Regions from separate parts of the Homo sapiens genome. Here region 1 is linked to region 2. Evidence: read pairs that join two places in POLR2A ChIA-PET (ENCODE). Cell type or tissue: MCF 10A. All regions are shown on one strand. Links, peaks and the distances in the headings refer to the core of each region. The heading gives the core; the rest is flanking DNA.

Region 1 (8,268 bases), core at 1,559-6,558, 210 kb before region 2:
CTTTTCAAACAAGCCCTTCTGCAGCATCTGCCCAATAAAACTCAGATCAGAGCCACAATCCATTGTCTGCTTTTGCATCCGGGCAGCCGAGTGGTGCAGGAGAAAATTAGACAACCTTGCAGATTGTTGCCACCAAAACTGACGTTCTCCAACATCAATCTGCCAAGCTTACTGTGCCATCTATCTTTTTATTTATTCTGAGTTATTTCTTTACATTTTCTTTGTGAGTGACTCACCTCACAGGACTCACAGAAACAAGAGCATGTATCTGTCTGGATGATGCCCTCAGTCTAGGTTTGGTGCCATCCTCTATGTCCCTAAAACACCCCAGGGTCTATGTGCATCAGTACAATTGTCATGTTATATTACCACCTTTTAATGTTAGTTCCACCGGACAGTTTCTACTCCTCAAAAGCCAGGCTGTTTCTTATTCTATAACCCACACCATAGTACGGTCTTTGGAAAATGGTAAGTGTTCCATAACCATCTGTTGAATGAATTCATTAATGGATATGGAAACTCCTTCTCTTCTTCTTTCTTTGTCCTCTTCCCTAATCTTATTTTTCCCTGGCAAAGCACTCCCCTATTAGGCAGAAGGCTGAGGGCTAAGCATGTGTGCCATATGGCTCTTAAAGTACTAGAGATCTGTGAGAGTTGGGGGAGAGTTAGGAACTGGTTCAATGCCTATGTGTTAGGAGGGGCACATTCTGGGTAATTGTAGTGGTTTCAGGGGGATCCCCACAGTCCCCTGGAATGGCTGAGAATTCCTTGGAATTAGTGAACACAAGGGCCAGAGATATTTGGGGGGCTCTGAGTGCTGTGGATGCTGTGAACTTCCATAGACACTGGGTTTTCACCACTTTAACAAATTTGCACACCCCAAACCCTCACTAAAAAGCTTTGCATTCTGGGTAAGCCCTTCCTTTGCCTCCCCTCTTAGCACAGAGCTGAAAAGAGCCTAAAAATAAACGAGAGAAAGCATCCTAACAGGATGCCTGTAAAGCTTTTTCCTCTCATTCTTTTTGTTTCTAGGAAAGTGCAGCACCTTGAAGGAGTGTATATTCACATATGCACTGCGTATATGTTTACTTGTCTCCAGTGAGATAGGGCCACTTGAAAGATTCTTTGCCAATGGCTGAATTCTTGCTGGAGAATTCTCCCAGGAAATGCTTTTGTCCAATATGTTTCTTACGTCGTGTGTTGAGAGCCACGCAGGCCCAGAGATACGATGATAGCCCTTGTCAAGCAATTGATGGATGAAATCTCATCTTCATGACCACACAGATTACAGACTCTCAGCAGACATCTGCATCAGAGGTTAACAACATGCATCCCACCCCCAGGCTTCAGAAAATCTGCTGATCATGGACTGAGTTGCTGCTTGCAGCTAGGCTAGGAAGCAGGCCTTTTTACACCCTTGAAGCCAGTAAATTATAACTTTTTACATCCTTGAAGCCAGTAAATTTGTAAATTATGTTTTGTCATGAGCCAAACACTCAGCACTGCCTCTTGTCCTGGGTGGGCCTGGCCTTTCCAAATCAGCCTGCTTTCCTGTAGTCCTGCTTTGTTTCACATGGAGAGAGTGATATCCTTACCCCGCACTGTCAGTTCAGGCCCACAGCTGCTGAAGTTGCACCTGGAAGAACAAAGACATTCTGCCCACAGAATAGCTGAATGGTTAGCAGTGCTTGGACCTGATGAAACCAAAGGTCTCTTCTAGCTTCTCCCTTCTCAAGTTATGCCAGAGACAGTTGTTTTTTGTTTTTTTTTAGACAAAGTCTCACTCTGTTGCCCAGGCTAGAGTGCAGCCAGGCTGGAGTGCAGTGAGGCGATCTCAGCTCACTGCAACCTCCACCTCCCGGGTTCAAGCGATTCTCGTGTCTCAGCCACCCCAAGTAGCTGGGATTACAGGCACATGCCACCATCCTTGCCTAATATTTGTAATTTTAGTAGAGATGGGGTTTCACCATGTTGAACAGGCTGATCTCAAACTCCTGGGCTCAAGTGACCCGCCTGCCTCGGCCTCACAAAGTGCTAGGATTACAGGCATGAGCCACTGCTCCCAGCCCAGAGACAAATTTCTTTTCTCTATCCTCGGCTTATTAATAAGCTGGTTACACTTTGCATTTCTGTCTCTCTTTCTTAACCAGGAAGGGCAGGCTGACTTGGTTTACCAGAGGTGCAATAGAATTTACACCCAAATCAATCAAATAATCAAATAAACAAAATATTTAGCTATAAGTGTGAAAGAAGACTTGCTAAATATCGTGCCCCCAAATTCCCCTTTAGCAAATGACCTTGTTTTCCCCATGCTTTATGAGTTATTGCTTTAATGATCTTCATGTGCCAAACATTAATTCAACAATTCCTAAATACTAACTTGCCAAGGTATTAAGAACCAGTGATAGGAAGGCAAAGGAGATATAATCTCTGCTATCAGCATATTAGGACACCACATCCTTGGTTTCTGACCTTTTCATTGCAAAGACGATTTTCTTATTTGTTCTTTTTCTTTAAAATAGAATAAAATTTTAATTTAATATTAGAAGTTGTTTTATCAGTATCTACTAGGCCATTTGACAAAAGTCTACATTCCTGAATCTATGTGTACTATAGATATTAATATGTGAATATACATATAAATTGACAGTGTACAAATTTCAGCATTCACAGCTCCCTTGGACTATAAACAGGCCTAAGGATCAACTTTTTTTTTCTTTCTTTTTTTATTTTACTTTAAGTTCTGGGATACATAGGCAGAATGTGCAGGTTTGTTACATAGTTATACATGTGCCATGGTGGTTTGCTGCACCTATCAACCCATCATCTAGGTTTTAAGCCCCACATGCATTAAGTATTTGTCCTAATGCTCTCCCTCCCCTTGCCCCCAACCCCCAACAGGCCTCGGTGTGCGATGTTCCCCTCTCTGTGACCATGTGTTCTCATTGTTCAACTCCCACTTATGAGTGAGAACATGCGGTGTTGGGTTTTCTGTTCCGGTGTTAGTTTGCTAGGATCAACTTTTTAATTTAATTTAATTTAATTTCTGAGACAGAGTTTCACTCTCTAATCTAGGCTGGAGTGTACTGGCATGATCTTGGCTTACTGCAACATTTATCTACTGGGCTCAAGCAATCCTCCCACCTCAGCTTCCCAAGTAGCTGGCACTACAAGTGCATGCCATCACACCCAGTTAATTTTTATTTTTTTGCAGAGACAAGGTCTCATTGTTACCCAGGCTGGTCTCAAACTCCTGGACTCAAGCAATCCTCCCATCTTGGCCTCCCAAAGAGTTGGGATTACAGGAGTGAGCCACCTCTCCTGGCCAGGATCAACTTTAAAAGCATCCTTGCAACTATTTTAAAAGCTGAAATATGGAAATTTGGATATAAGACTAAATGCCCACTATCTCATTATATAACAGCTGAAGTTTAGGAACAATAGTGAAAAAGCATAGTGATAAATTCAAGATAAGTTGGTGACAAGGAGGGGGAAAAAGCCCCAAAGGATACCCTTACTGGAAAGGAAGTTTGTGTGGCTTTACTTAGGAATATTATGGGCACATTCTGCTTTGTTTGTTTATCTTCAAAAAATTAGTTTCTGAATGTATTTTTGCCATATCTCATGCAATTATAATATATTTTAGATGAGCTTTTAAATGCTGTGGGGAAAACACTAGACACACACACAAAATCCTCTTTTCGCCTAGAACCTCAGACTCTAGGTTACAACCCTGGCATGTGTTGTAATTTATGAGGCAATGATTTCAACTTCCTTTCTCCGTTTAGCTGCAGGAAAAGGCCTTGAGCAATTCCTGGCAGGAGACTTGTAGCTCTTCCAAAAGGGCAGAGCAGATGTCCTGATTTTAAGTAGGGCATGAAGCACAGGCACAATTGGCCATAGGAAACATCCAATCACAAGGAGTCACTGCTAAAGCAGAATATTATGGGCTTCCAGGTGACATGTAAATTGATCTCCTTGAGGCAGGAAAGATTGCCTGCCATACTGGGGAAGATTCCTCTTTCCTCTTTTTTTTTTGAGACGGAGTTTCGCTCTTGTTGCCCAGGCTGGAGTGCGGTGGCGCGATCTCGGCTCGCCGCAACCTCCACCTCCCAGGTTCAAGCGATTCTCCTGCCTCAGTCTCCCGAGTAGCTGAGATTACAGGTGTGCACCACTATGCCCAATTTATTTTGTATTTTTAGTAGAGATAGGGTTTCTCCATGTTGGTCAGGCTGGTCTCAAACTCCTGACCCCAGGTGATCCGCCTGCCTCGGCCTCCGAAAGTGGTGAGATTACAGGCATGAGCCACTGCACTCGGCCTCTTTCCTCTCTTTCTTATCTTCAATTCTGTGGCAGAACTCCGGGCCTTGGTGTATCTTGGAATCTGAGAGGAATCCTGAACAGTGACAGCTGCTGGAATGGTTCCCCATTAAGCCAGAATCTAGGAATTCATGATGTTGGGACTGGGTTTTACTCAGCTTTGTCCCCATCAGCACCTTCTACAAGGCCCCGAGCCTAGTAGAAACTTATTAAATGCCTGTTACGCTGAATAAATCATTAGAATTAGAAGGTTCAGTACTTGGAAGAGATGAAAGGAAGCGTGCTGTACAGGAAGGCCTTGCTTGCTCCCACCTATCTCTCCACAGCAGGACTGGAGTCCTTGGGTTCTGAGGAACACAGTTTGAAAATCAGTGATCTGACCTGATTCCTTCATTTTTAGATGAAGAAATTTGCATGCTGTTTTATCGCCAGATAGGGACCATGTTGGGACAGCAAATCCAGATGTCCTGACTCCTGGTTTCCTTCAGTGTTCTTTCACTTCCCACTAGTGGACCCAACTGCCTGGGGCCTGTTTTCATCACACTGATTAATGAAGACCCAGGGTCTTCCTGCCCTAGTTTCTAACGTCCTGTAGTAGTGCTGGTAGGCCAAGAATTTTCACCTGCCTCCTCAACTGAGGATCCACAAAGCCCCCATTTATAGCCGGCAGTGTCAACAAGAGGAGACAGAGAGGAAGCCATGAATCTCCCGGGGGGCACAGAGCCTGCAGAGCCTCCTGCTGGGTTTTGCCTGCCCCTTTAGATTCTGACTGCTGGCTTGAACCTTGGACCTTGGCACAATTTCCATGATGCCTCTCGGATTTATCTACTGACTGAACTCCAGACTGAATTCTTGCTACAATCAGCTTTGGGTTCTTGGTTTCTGTCATCGTCTGGTGTCTCCACTGGCTTCAGCAATGGCCTGGAAGTGTCTGCGCCAGGCTGTGGCAGGAGTTGTAGAGTCTGCCCATGTAATGTGATGTAAAAAGAACAACTAATAGACAATATGTATGTGTTTAAGCATCTTTTATGGATTACTACTGAGGTAACAGTGTAGTGGAAAGAGCTTGGGCTTTGCCATCAGACTGCCTAGGTTTACTGTGTTGTTTATAGATGTTGGAGATTTGCCTAACCACTCTGAAGCAGTTTCCTCATCTGAAAATGGGGAAAATAGTATTTATCCTGCATGCTATAAAGGTTAGAAATAGTGTATTTAAAGTGCAAAGCACATAAAAGACATGTAATAGAAAGTAACAACTATTTTAATTTAAATTGTATTTACATATATAGGGACTGAGGGCTGATATAATTTATGAGTTGGAAGCATTGAAGGATCCTGAAGAAACTTTAATCAAAAATTACATTATGGTCAGAATCATCTGAGTGTATTATTGTTACGTCTTAGAAAATTGGTAATGGCATAGAATAGTATTAAAAAGAGTAGCCAACACTGATTATCTATGTGCTAGGTGGTTGCTAAGTGCTCTACATAGACAATCTAATGTAATCAGCTTTCAGAGTTAAGTAGTATCATTACCCCTGTTTTTAAATAGAGAAACAGGGTATAGCAAAGTTCAATAGAAAATCAAGCCACTGGATTTGAGGCTGGGTTTGATTCCAGAGCCTGAGTTCTTATACCATTTAATCTTTCACTGCACACATCACCTTTTGTGACCATTGTTAAAGAGGAACCCTTTTCCCCTTCTCTCCGTTTTCCCTATTGAGAAAATGGAGGCCTATTGAGGAGAGATTCCGGCCCCCTTCCCCATATGGGAAGCTGATGAGAAGTAAGCTTTCATTTCCCTTTCCACCTTAGTATTAGCTCCTCCCCAAGCCAGGAGTGACCTGTTTGAGAGGCCTGGCCCACGTTCTACCAAATGTTCTTCAAGGCAAGAATCTCCACTTCCCTTTACCCCTTTCCCACCTCCACCAGGCAGTGAGCTCTCCACTTCCTGGGTCCTGTTTTAGCATTATGTCAAGCAGTGCTTTCTAATTTAGCTTTTGTCAGAAATCCCTGTGCTTTATTTTTCTCAAAAGCTTTTCATTTTGAAATTATTTAAGACTCACAAGAGGTTGCAAAAACAGTACAGAGAGTTCCTGTGTATCCTTCGCCCAGCTTTCCCCAATAACATCGTACATAACCAGAGTTCATGATCAAAATCAGGAAATTGACATTAGTGCAATACTATTATATAAACTACAGGCTCTATTTAAATTTCACCAGTTTTTATGTGCACTTTGTGTGTGTGTGTGTGTAGTCCTATGAAATTTATCACATATATAGATTTCTATGAAATTCACCACACGAAACCACCATCATAATCAGGATAGTGAACTGTTCCATCACACATACACACTTATAAACACAACTCTCTCATGCTATCCTTTATAGTGACACGCTTCCCCAACCTAACTCCTAGGAACCACTAACCCATTCTCCATCACTATAAATTTGTCTTTTAAGAATGTTGTATAGAACTGGACTCTTACAGTGTGTAAGCTTGTGAGACTGACATCTGTCACGCAGCATATGCCCTTGAGCTCCATCCAAGTTGTTGCATCTATCAATACTTTGTCCCATGTTTATTGCTAGATAGTATTCCATTGTATGGATGTCCCACAGTTTATCCATTCACCTGTTGAAGGATATTTGGGTTTCCAGTTTTTTTCTCCCAGCTTTATTAAGGCAGAATTGACAAATATTATATATTTATGGTATACAACATGGTATTTTGATATTTGTATATATTGTGAAATAATTAAAATTATTAAATCAATTTAATCAACATCCATCACTGCACATACTTATCTTTTTTTATGGTGAGAACATTTAAGACATACTCTCTTGGAATTCTTCAAGTATACAACACGTTATTACTAATTATAGACACTATACTGTATAGCTCTCCACAACTTATCTGTCCTACCTGGAACTTTGTGCTCTTTGATCTGACCAACATCTCTCCATTTCTGTCAACCACCTCCACCCTAGTCTGTGGCAACTACCATTCTACTCTCTGCTTCTATGAGTTCAACTTTTTTAGATTCCACATGTAAGTGAGATCATGTAGTATTTGTTTTTCTATGTCTTGCTTATTTCACTTAGCATAATGTCTTCCAGGTTCATCCATGTTTTTGCAAATGCCAGGATTTCCTTCTTTAAGACTAAATAGTACTCCATCGTGTGTGTGTATGTGTACATATATATCTCACATTTTCTTTATCCATTCATTAGTAAATGAACACTTAGGTTGGTTCCATATCTTGGCTATTGGGAATAATGTTGCAGTGAACATGGGAGTGCAGGTATCTCTTTCATACACTGATTTCATTTCCTTTAGATACACACCCAGAAGTAGAATTGCTTGATTATATGATAGTTCTATTTTTAATTTTTTGAGGAACCTCCATACCGTTTTCCATAATAGTTGTACTAATTTACATCCTCACAAATAGTGTATAGGGTTCCCTTTTCTCCAAATCCTCCCCAACTCTTGCTATCTCTCTTTTTCATAAGAGCCATTCTAACAGGTATGAGCTAATAACTCATGGTTTTAATTTGCATTTCTTGATGATCAGTGATGTGAGAATTTTTTCATATACCTGCTGGACATTTGTATGTTTTCTTTTGAGAAGTGTCTATTCAGGTCCTTTGTCCACTTTTTATTGGATTATTTGTTTTCTTGCTATTGATTTGAGTTCCTTATAGTCTTTGAATATTTACCCCTTACCAGATGTATGGTTTGCAAATATTTTCTCCCATTCTGTAGGTTGTCTCTTCACTCTGTTTATTGTTTCCATTGCTGTGCAAAAACTTTTTAGTTTAATCCCATTTGTCTATGTTTTGTTTTGTTGCCTGTGCTTTTGGGGCCATAACCAAAAAATCATTGCCCGGACCAATGGCAGGAGCTTTTCTCCTGTGTTTTATTCTGATAGTTTTTACAGTATC
Region 2 (8,268 bases), core at 1,071-6,070:
CGCAAGTGATCCGCCAGCCTCGGCCTCCCGAGGTGCCGGGATTGCAGACGGAGTCTCGTTCACTCAGTGCTCAATGGTGCCCAGGCTGGAGTGCAGTGGCGTGATCTCGGCTCGCTACAACCTCCACCTCCCAGCCGCCTGCCTTGGCCTCCCAAAGTGCCGAGATTGCAGCCTCTGCCTGGCTGCCACCCCGTCTGGGAAGTGAGGAGCGTCTCTGCCTGGCCGCCTATCGTCTGGGATGTGAGGAGCCCCTCTGCCTGGCTGCCCAGTCTGGAACGTGAGAAGCGTCTCTGCCCGGCCGCCATCCCACCTAGGAAGTGAGGAGCACCTCTTCCCGGCCGCCATCACATCTAGGAAGTGAGGAGCGTCTCTGCCCGGCCGCCCATCGTCTGAGATGTGGGGAGCGCCTCTGCCCGGCCGCCCCTACTGGGAAGTGAGGAGCCCCTCTGCCCGGCCACCACCCCGTCTGGGAGGTGTGCCCAACAGCTCATTGAGAACGGGCCAGGATGACAATGGCGGCTTTGTGGAATAGAAAGGCGGGAAAGGTGGGGAAAAGATTGAGAAATCGGATGGTTGCCATGTCTGTGTAGAAAGAAGTAGACATGGGAGACTTTTCATTTTGTTCTGTACTAAGAAAACTTCTTCTGCCTTGGGATCCTGTTGATCTGTGACCTTACCCCCAACCCTGTGCTCTCTGAAACATATGCTGTGTCCACTCAGGGTTAAATGGATTAAGGGCGGTGCAAGATGTGCTTTGTTAAACAGACGCTTGAAGGCAGCATGCTCATTAAGAGTCATCACCACTCCCTAATCTCAAGTACCCAGGGACACAAACACTGCGGAAGGCCGCAGGGTCCTCTGCCTAGGAAAACCAGAGACCTTTGTTCACTTGTTTATCTGCTGACCTTCCCTCCACTATTGTCCTATGACCCTGCCAAATCCCCCTCTGTGAGAAACACCCAAGAATTATCAATAAAAAATAAATAAATTAAAAAAAAAAGAAAGAAAAAAAATCTTTAGCTCTATTTAGAGATCTCTGCAACGTTCTTTTAATTTCTAAATTATTGCTTTTATACAATGGAATAAATACATATTCATGTTTGTTTTTCAAAAAAAAAAAAACATTAAAAAAAAAAAACCCTGCATCTCATCTACTGTTTTTAAAAATTTGCATATCCTCTGACCTAGCAAGCCCTGGTGTCAATCAATGCTACAGAAATAAAGGCAGGGGCATATAAGGGTATTTGCACAAGGATGTTATTGGTTATAGTGGTAAACAACCCAAAGAACCAACTGAATGTCCATCTATGGGAAAATGATTGAATAAATCTAGTTCTTTTATATTACTAAACATTATGCCACTACAATGAGTTAAATGAGTTAAAAGTATATGTGCTGATCTAGAGGGTTGTCCCTGATAAATTAATGAGTAAAGAATACAAACTGTATATATCTATATCCATATCATGATCCCATTTTTGCATAAAATAGGGGGAACCATTATGTCTACAGTAGCATATAAACCCTATGCTTATAGTAACATAGAAAAGAAAAACATGTGGAACATGTATCAAATTGTTAACGCTGGTTACTTCAGACTAAGGGATTGAAGGGTTATGGGGGAAGATTATAATTTTATGCTTGTGTAAATGTCTGTACTATTTGACTTATATAAAACAATTCTTATTTTTTAATTAAAAAATCTTATAAAGCTAAATTTTTTTAAAAGAAAAAATATCCATGCTTTAAAAATCAGGAATCTGGAATAAGAATTCCACGTTTTTCAGGGGGATGAAGAATGCTTTTATAAAGAGAATGAAATCATTGGCACTGCCTGCTGATGGGTGGCTCCGCAAGGTACCACATTGGCCTTGGCCACTGTCCTCTGGCTCCCGACATCAGGACTTACCTCAATGCAGAGACAGGTGGGTTCCCCTTTCTCTGTGACTGCACATTCCCGGCCGGCTCCACAAAACACATTGGCACAGATCTTGGATTTGCTCCTTAGCTCTTCCTAAAACATACAATCATAAAGGAAACCGTGTGACTGAGATGAACCCATTATGGAATGAGCCCATAATGAGATTATCTTTCAGGCTTGGGCTTTGCTCTGGAGTCATGGCTCATGGTCTTAAACAGCTAGATGTTGGGTCTTAAACAGCTGTTGGAGACGTTGCCTCCAACAGCTAGTGCCCTACTCCCAGATACTGCTTCAGCCCAGGTTCAGGTACTTCTGAGTCCCTAATATGTTTCTCAAAGAGCAAGAGTTCCTTTCTTGCATGCTTCCTTTCTTCTAAAAATGCTTGTTGAGCACCAATTTTATGCCAACACTACGCTGAGATGGAGATACAAAGGACAGACCCTGTCCTCAGGAAGCTCCATGACTCTCAGAGGAAACTCACAAAGAAAGAGACATTTGGAAAACAACACAGGAAGTGCAAGAACAGGATCACCAGGGAGCTGGAGGGGAGGAAGAGGGTGAGAATTTTTCAAAGGATACTTTCTGAAGATACTAGGTCTTAACTGATTCTTAAAGGGTGAGAGGAGTAAGTCAGGCAGAAATGGAAACATTGTACAGAACTATGACTATCTGAAGGACCCAAACCTGACTGAATGGTGTTCTAGGCATTATCATCTCAAAGGGCAAAAGAAGGATGGCTAAACCATTGGAAACGTGGATTCGCTATTTTTGCTATGGTCCCATTTAGCCCCTACCCATGTCTGCCACTGTCTTCAAGATTAAGAGGGCGAAGCTGCCTGAAAGTAGAACTATTCTCAAATCATTTGCTAGTCAGGCATTCCCCTGTTCAGACGTGTGCAGCAGAACTGACAAGGCAGGGAATGGTCTCAGTGTATGCCACCTGAGAATGTGGGGGTATTGACAGGCACTGATCTGTTGGTGGCTCATCCCTTCCCTCCCATTCACTGGTGGCAGAAAGCCAGCCCCACCTCATTCACCACTCAACCCAGGGGTAGTGGTGGTTGCATGAAGGAGAATGTGATTTCCCCAGCTTCTCATCCTGACTGGCTGGGCAGGCAAAATCACGAAAGACCTCCAGACTCAAGGCTACTGGGCTAGATGCTGTGACAAAACCAACAAAGACTGCAGGAGGCACGATGGGGTCATGGGGCTGGCTGGGGTAAGGCAGGGATGGAACCAGACAGTCCACCCTCCAGGCCATGTCTACCACATTATGCAGAGAACTCACACCCACAAGTCTTGTAACAGTACAATTCTTATAGTTGGTGAATGTTTTATACTCAAGATTAGGGGAAAAAAGCAAAAAGAAAGAAGAGGCTTTCGAGCTGAGGTGCTGTATCCAATACAGCTAGTCTGCTGCCACCCAGAGGCTGCTCTGCAAACTCCAGGTCATTATTTTCTGTCCCAAGCCAGCTTGCTGGTCATGCAGGGCTCCCATTGGTCTAGAAGCCGTTCTCAGCTCACATTTCATTGGTTCACATGCTGTTGATAAACCAATTCTTTTTTGAATGTTGCTAAGGCGAATTCAAGAAAGCTAGCAGGCGGGGAAGAAAGAGGAAGTAATTCCCAGAAGTCCGCGGGGATTGGAGAGCTTTTGTTTTCCTAAACAGAGAGTGGAGATAAAAATCAAGGATATTCTCCAGGCAGGGCCCTCTTGTGGAAACTGTGCCTGACAATGTAAGGCAACACGAAAAAGGAAGAGGAAAAGGTTTTTGCTGACGAGTTGTTCCCATGAGTTATGGACACACAAATGCATAAAAAAGCATGCTCAGACACATGCCTGCACTCAAAGACACCCGCACACAGCTCCACAGGCAAACACCCACAAACCTCCACTCACTAGTCTCTGTCCTTAACTAGTAATTTTCATTCTTTAAGGCTCACATGTCCTCATCTATAAAGTAGGGGTAAATGCCAACCCTGCCCTGCGGAGATTCAGTGAGATACATGTGGAAGTACCAACTGTAAAACAAGCTGCATATGAAACCTGTTATTCATGGGAATGCCTTATAGAGCTACTTGCAGAAAAGCCTGTGGCATGTATGGAACCTCCTTTTAACTTACATTGTTGTTTTTAGTAAGTATTAAAAACGGATTGAATTAAACCAAGTCATTTTTCAGGAATAGTTCTCAAAAATCCATTTGAAGAAACAGATAACTTTTGAGTTATAACAACTAATATTTGAATAGTACAATTTACAAAATGTTTTCATACACATGATTTTGTCTTATAGGGAAACCCTGCAAGAATAGGTATATTATTATTAACCCTATTCCATAGATGAGGAAATTGAAGACCAGAAAGGTCAGATAACTTGCCCAAGTTTCCAAAGCTAGAAATGAGAGGAGCTAGGATTCCAACTCGTATCTTCAACCACTGATAACTAAACTCCCATTTATAAATATCCGGCATCCTACTATTTTTATTATATGTGATTTAAGCTCTTCAATAACTCCTTAAGTTAGACATCATTACTAGCCCCATTTCACAGGTGAGAGAGCAGAGGCTTAAATAACTAGAAAGTGGCAGAGCTAGAATTCTGCCCAAAGGGAAAGCAGTTTATATTTGATTTATTTTCATATCCAGATGACGTAAGGAAATTATGATGGGGGTGTGAGTTGCATAATTAGCAAGTGTCGGGAGAATGTGCGTTAAGAGTGCGTCAGAGATTTAGGTTTAAATTACCCACATCCCACCTCTATTCCTTACTTGCTGGTCGTGGGCCAGGTGCTCTCTTTAAACCTCAGCTTCCTCGTGAAAACTGGGAGTACTGATTCTTAGAGGGTTGTTGTGAGGATTAAACGGGATGTACTGCAGGCAGCACAGTGCCTGCCACACAACTGAAAGTGGCTATTACTACAGTGGGCAATTTATTTTCAGACAACTTTCCCACTGAGATGCTGTCACTACCACCTTGGGCTGTCATGTCCCCGTTTTTCCCTGTCCTCCCTTGCACTGCAGTGATAATAGAGAACAGAAGGACTCACTGAATGGAAAAAACAAAAGGCCCGTTTGAAGAGCACACAGAGAAGGGGGGAGCCACTAGTTACACAATCATTCCTCTTTGCAGGTGACACGTCTGTCAATAGGTGGCAATCTCTCTCTGTCTTGCACAGCCCAGCACTGCAATGCAGAAGCGCAGTGTTGGCTCCTGCAGCTCCACCCAGCTCTGTCCTCGGAACAAGAAGTGGTGCAGGAGGTGGAAGAATAGGGTGGCTGCTCCAAAAACATGGGTAGGGGGATCTACCAATGTGGGGGAGGTCTCACCTGCAGCCTCATAGCCCTCCCCAGTGATCCCCATTCACAGGCATGCTTTGATGCAGAAATCAACAATGAAGAAAATTTTCTCCAGAGAGATAGGCTTTGTGCCATTGAAAGCTCTTCTCCAAGCCTCATCTTCTCTGGGAGTGGGAGTGTCAGGTGCATCCCCGAGGTGCCTAGAAAGTTGCTTAGGGTGGTGGGTAGTCTTACCCATCTACTGAGAAACTGATTCTGAGTGGGGGAAAAGAACACCTTGAGAGGGGTTGAACATGCTCATGGGTTCAACCCTTCTCGTGGTGAGGAAGAGGGAGATGAAGCAGGGTGGCAGGTGATGATGGGGAGAGGGGTGGCGCTCGATGGCTGACCTGAGGGGCTCTCCACAGCGACTATGAGAAGTGAGAACCTTGGAAGGTTTGGGATTGGGTAGGTAACATGATGGATATGGTGCTTTGGAATGTTAATTTGTGTTGGGTCCTTTCTGAAATTCTGATTCAAAGTGCAAGGCAGCCTGGATGGAGAGAGGCTGCAAGCAGGAAAACCGGCCAGGTTTAAGACTGTAATCTAGTCGGGGATGACAAGGGCCTAGGACCCAGGGCCAATGTTAATTTTAGCACCTTCAGCTGAGTGAGGCTCTGCAGATATCTCTGTCCTCACAACCTCTGTGCAGGTCTCTGTATTTTTAGTCCCATGTAACAGATGCAGAGGCATCGGAGAGTCAGGAAAGCTCTGTGACGCATGGAGGCCACATAACTAGTGAGAGCTGACTCAGGAATAGAACAAAGGCCAGTCTGACTCCAGAGCCTCAAGGTTCCCTCTTGGGGTACAATCAAGGCAGTGAGCTTTGGGGAGTGGGGACAGTTCCAAGGGCTGGCACAGGGTGAGGTCACAAGGTACAATGCAGTTCTTGCAAATAGAAGTGTTTGTTCTACCACTGTAATGATTTTAGGAATGAGGTCCCAAAGCAGTATGAGGACTTCATGTATGCGTAGATAACCACATTGGCACATGGATGTTTTCTAGGAGTATGAGGTCACAGGCAGGTCCAATATCACAAAAGTATGAACCTATAAGTCTAAATGTACCTGTGAGAATGTAATTGATTTGAGTGGGGGTAGAGGGTGTGTTTTGGAAGTGTGGACACTCAGATATATTGATAAAAATCAGCAAAATATCTGCCTGCAATGGAGAAACATCAGATTTCTAGCTTTATCCTTCTGCATCATCTTCCTGACCAGTCTCCGTGTTGTTTTCATTTCGTGTGTTGCAAGCCAAGCTCTGGAGATTTGGTCTCATTAATTTTCACATTGCAAACTCCCTTTGGTAGAAGACAGACTGGGAACATTCCTGACTTTTTACTAGGTAGAAAGTATCTGAGCAACGGTCAGCCATTGAATGGCAATATTCATACTTGCACAGCAATTCTGGTTGATCTGTAATTTTACTGTCATTTTTGATTCTTTTTAGATAGGCAGGCAGGGGATACCTCTGAGGCCCTTCTAGATTTAAGATCCTATGGTGAAAATAAAACTGAGGCTCACAGCTACATGTGACTGGTCCAAGATCTCACAGTTGTAGAATTGAGGCCTGGCCCTAGGTCTCCAGACTTTAATCCCAGCCTCTTTCCACTAAACCACTCTACCTCTTTACAAATCAAAGCCAGGAAATGTCTTGAATCCAAGGTCTTAAAAAATGGAAATGATTTTTGCAATCAAAAAAGATCTTTGCAAGCAAATGGAGAAGCAAGTTATTTGCAAAACTACCAGTAGAGGTGATCGTGCATCTGAGTCTCTGGGCCAACCAGAATTAAGTCTGAACATAAAATACACGTTGAATGTTTAAAAAAAAGTCTTCTGAAGTAAAATAATTTCTGGAAGAACAGTGTGCTTTGGCAGGAAAGGAAGCTTATAAGCAAAGCCATAAAACTGTCAGTTTAATATACCATCATTTCACTAACATGAAGTGGGCCGGCTCTGTCCCCTCCATTCTTTTCCTCCTTCCAACTCTTTTAAAAAAGAACAGCTCTACTTATGCCAAGGTGGAATTTTGGCTCTACTTGCCACTATTCTGCGACAGAGTGGCTTTGTTGACGTGAGAAAGGCTCTCTTTGCTTTGCCAGAATTAGTCATGGAAACTTCACAGGAACACCAGGGCCCCTCAGATATACACAGAATACCATGGAGCTGGGGACAAAGGAATTCACAGAACTGGGGAGAGCAGGGGGAGGTCTGCAGTGGGGCGTATGGGGTGAGATGCTGGTTGCTCCCAGGCAGCTCTTCTGGAACCCAGTAGCACAGGCCTGAGAAAAGCAGAGAGAAAGAGCAAAACCGCTTCAGGACCTTGAAACCTTGCTGGAGTATCTCATGACCTTGTTCAAGTCTCTCTTTTTTTCTGGAAAGAAATGTGTTGGTACATCCTGCATATGCTATGGACAGAGGAGGAGGGACTGGTGATTTCTAGCAGTGGTTCTGATGTGTGTGGCAGGGGGCACTGCATGTGTGCAGTCCCTGCTATAAGTTTCCCTTCCTTATATGTGCTCACAATCAGTCCCTCATCTCAAGGTTAATGCACTAGGGCCAAACCCTGGTTTTGTGGGGCCTCAAGCTTAAATGGTTTAGGGAGGGCTAAAAAAATATACAATTATAAATGCAAATTGGGTAAATGGCCTTGCAAGACCCTTGCAAATAAAAGGTCTGAAATCAAAGCTTAATTAGCTTCATGGTAATCCAACTCCCCATTTGCCCTATTATTTTCTTCATAAACAAAATCTTTCCAATAATGGCTTTTGGGTCCTTAGTCTATTAGAGAGAGTCCTATTCAATATCTGATGCACATATGGCTTATCTCAAGTAGACTCTAAGAGCCTTGCACACTTCAGCTTCCCCCAGACCCACCACAGTGTACTGCCTGAGAAAATGCTCAACAAATGGTTTGTATATTAAATGTCATTTGGGGGTACAAAGTTTCGGTTATGCAAGATGAGTAATTTTTGGAGATCTAATGTACAGCATGGCGATGATAGTTAATA

The links. ChIA-PET counts read pairs that join two places held together with the same protein. Peaks named below come from ENCODE experiments on the same cell type or tissue, not always from the same donor. Only the 100,000 strongest peaks of a DNase experiment are listed, where the experiment ranks them.
Region 1: POLR2A ChIA-PET joins it to region 2 with 6 read pairs; 3 of 35 experiments call an interaction of 5 or more read pairs at or near these places.

What each region holds. Positions count from the first base shown.
Region 1 is chr3:120,199,424-120,207,691 of GRCh38, forward strand. All of the region lies in intron 3 of GPR156 (G protein-coupled receptor 156), which reads right to left. Among named protein-coding and RNA genes, the nearest start is that of GPR156, 82 kb to the right of the region's middle. In MCF 10A, for the core only: no CTCF peak of the experiment used is centred there; a DNase peak (open chromatin) is centred at 3,808.
Region 2 is chr3:120,414,014-120,422,281 of GRCh38, forward strand. FSTL1 (follistatin like 1) reads right to left here. Exons shown (of 11, transcript NM_007085.5): 3 at 1,910-2,014. It overlaps LOC124900546 (a long non-coding RNA gene), which reads right to left. Exons shown (of 2, transcript XR_007096030.1): 2 at 3,224-8,268. It also overlaps the pseudogene BTNL12P. Among named protein-coding and RNA genes, the nearest start is that of MIR198, 22 kb to the left of the region's middle. RefSeq lists enhancers at 1-356, 3,089-3,258. In MCF 10A, for the core only: CTCF peaks have their summits at 3,355 (motif pointing left) and 5,064; DNase peaks (open chromatin) are centred at 3,438 and 5,068.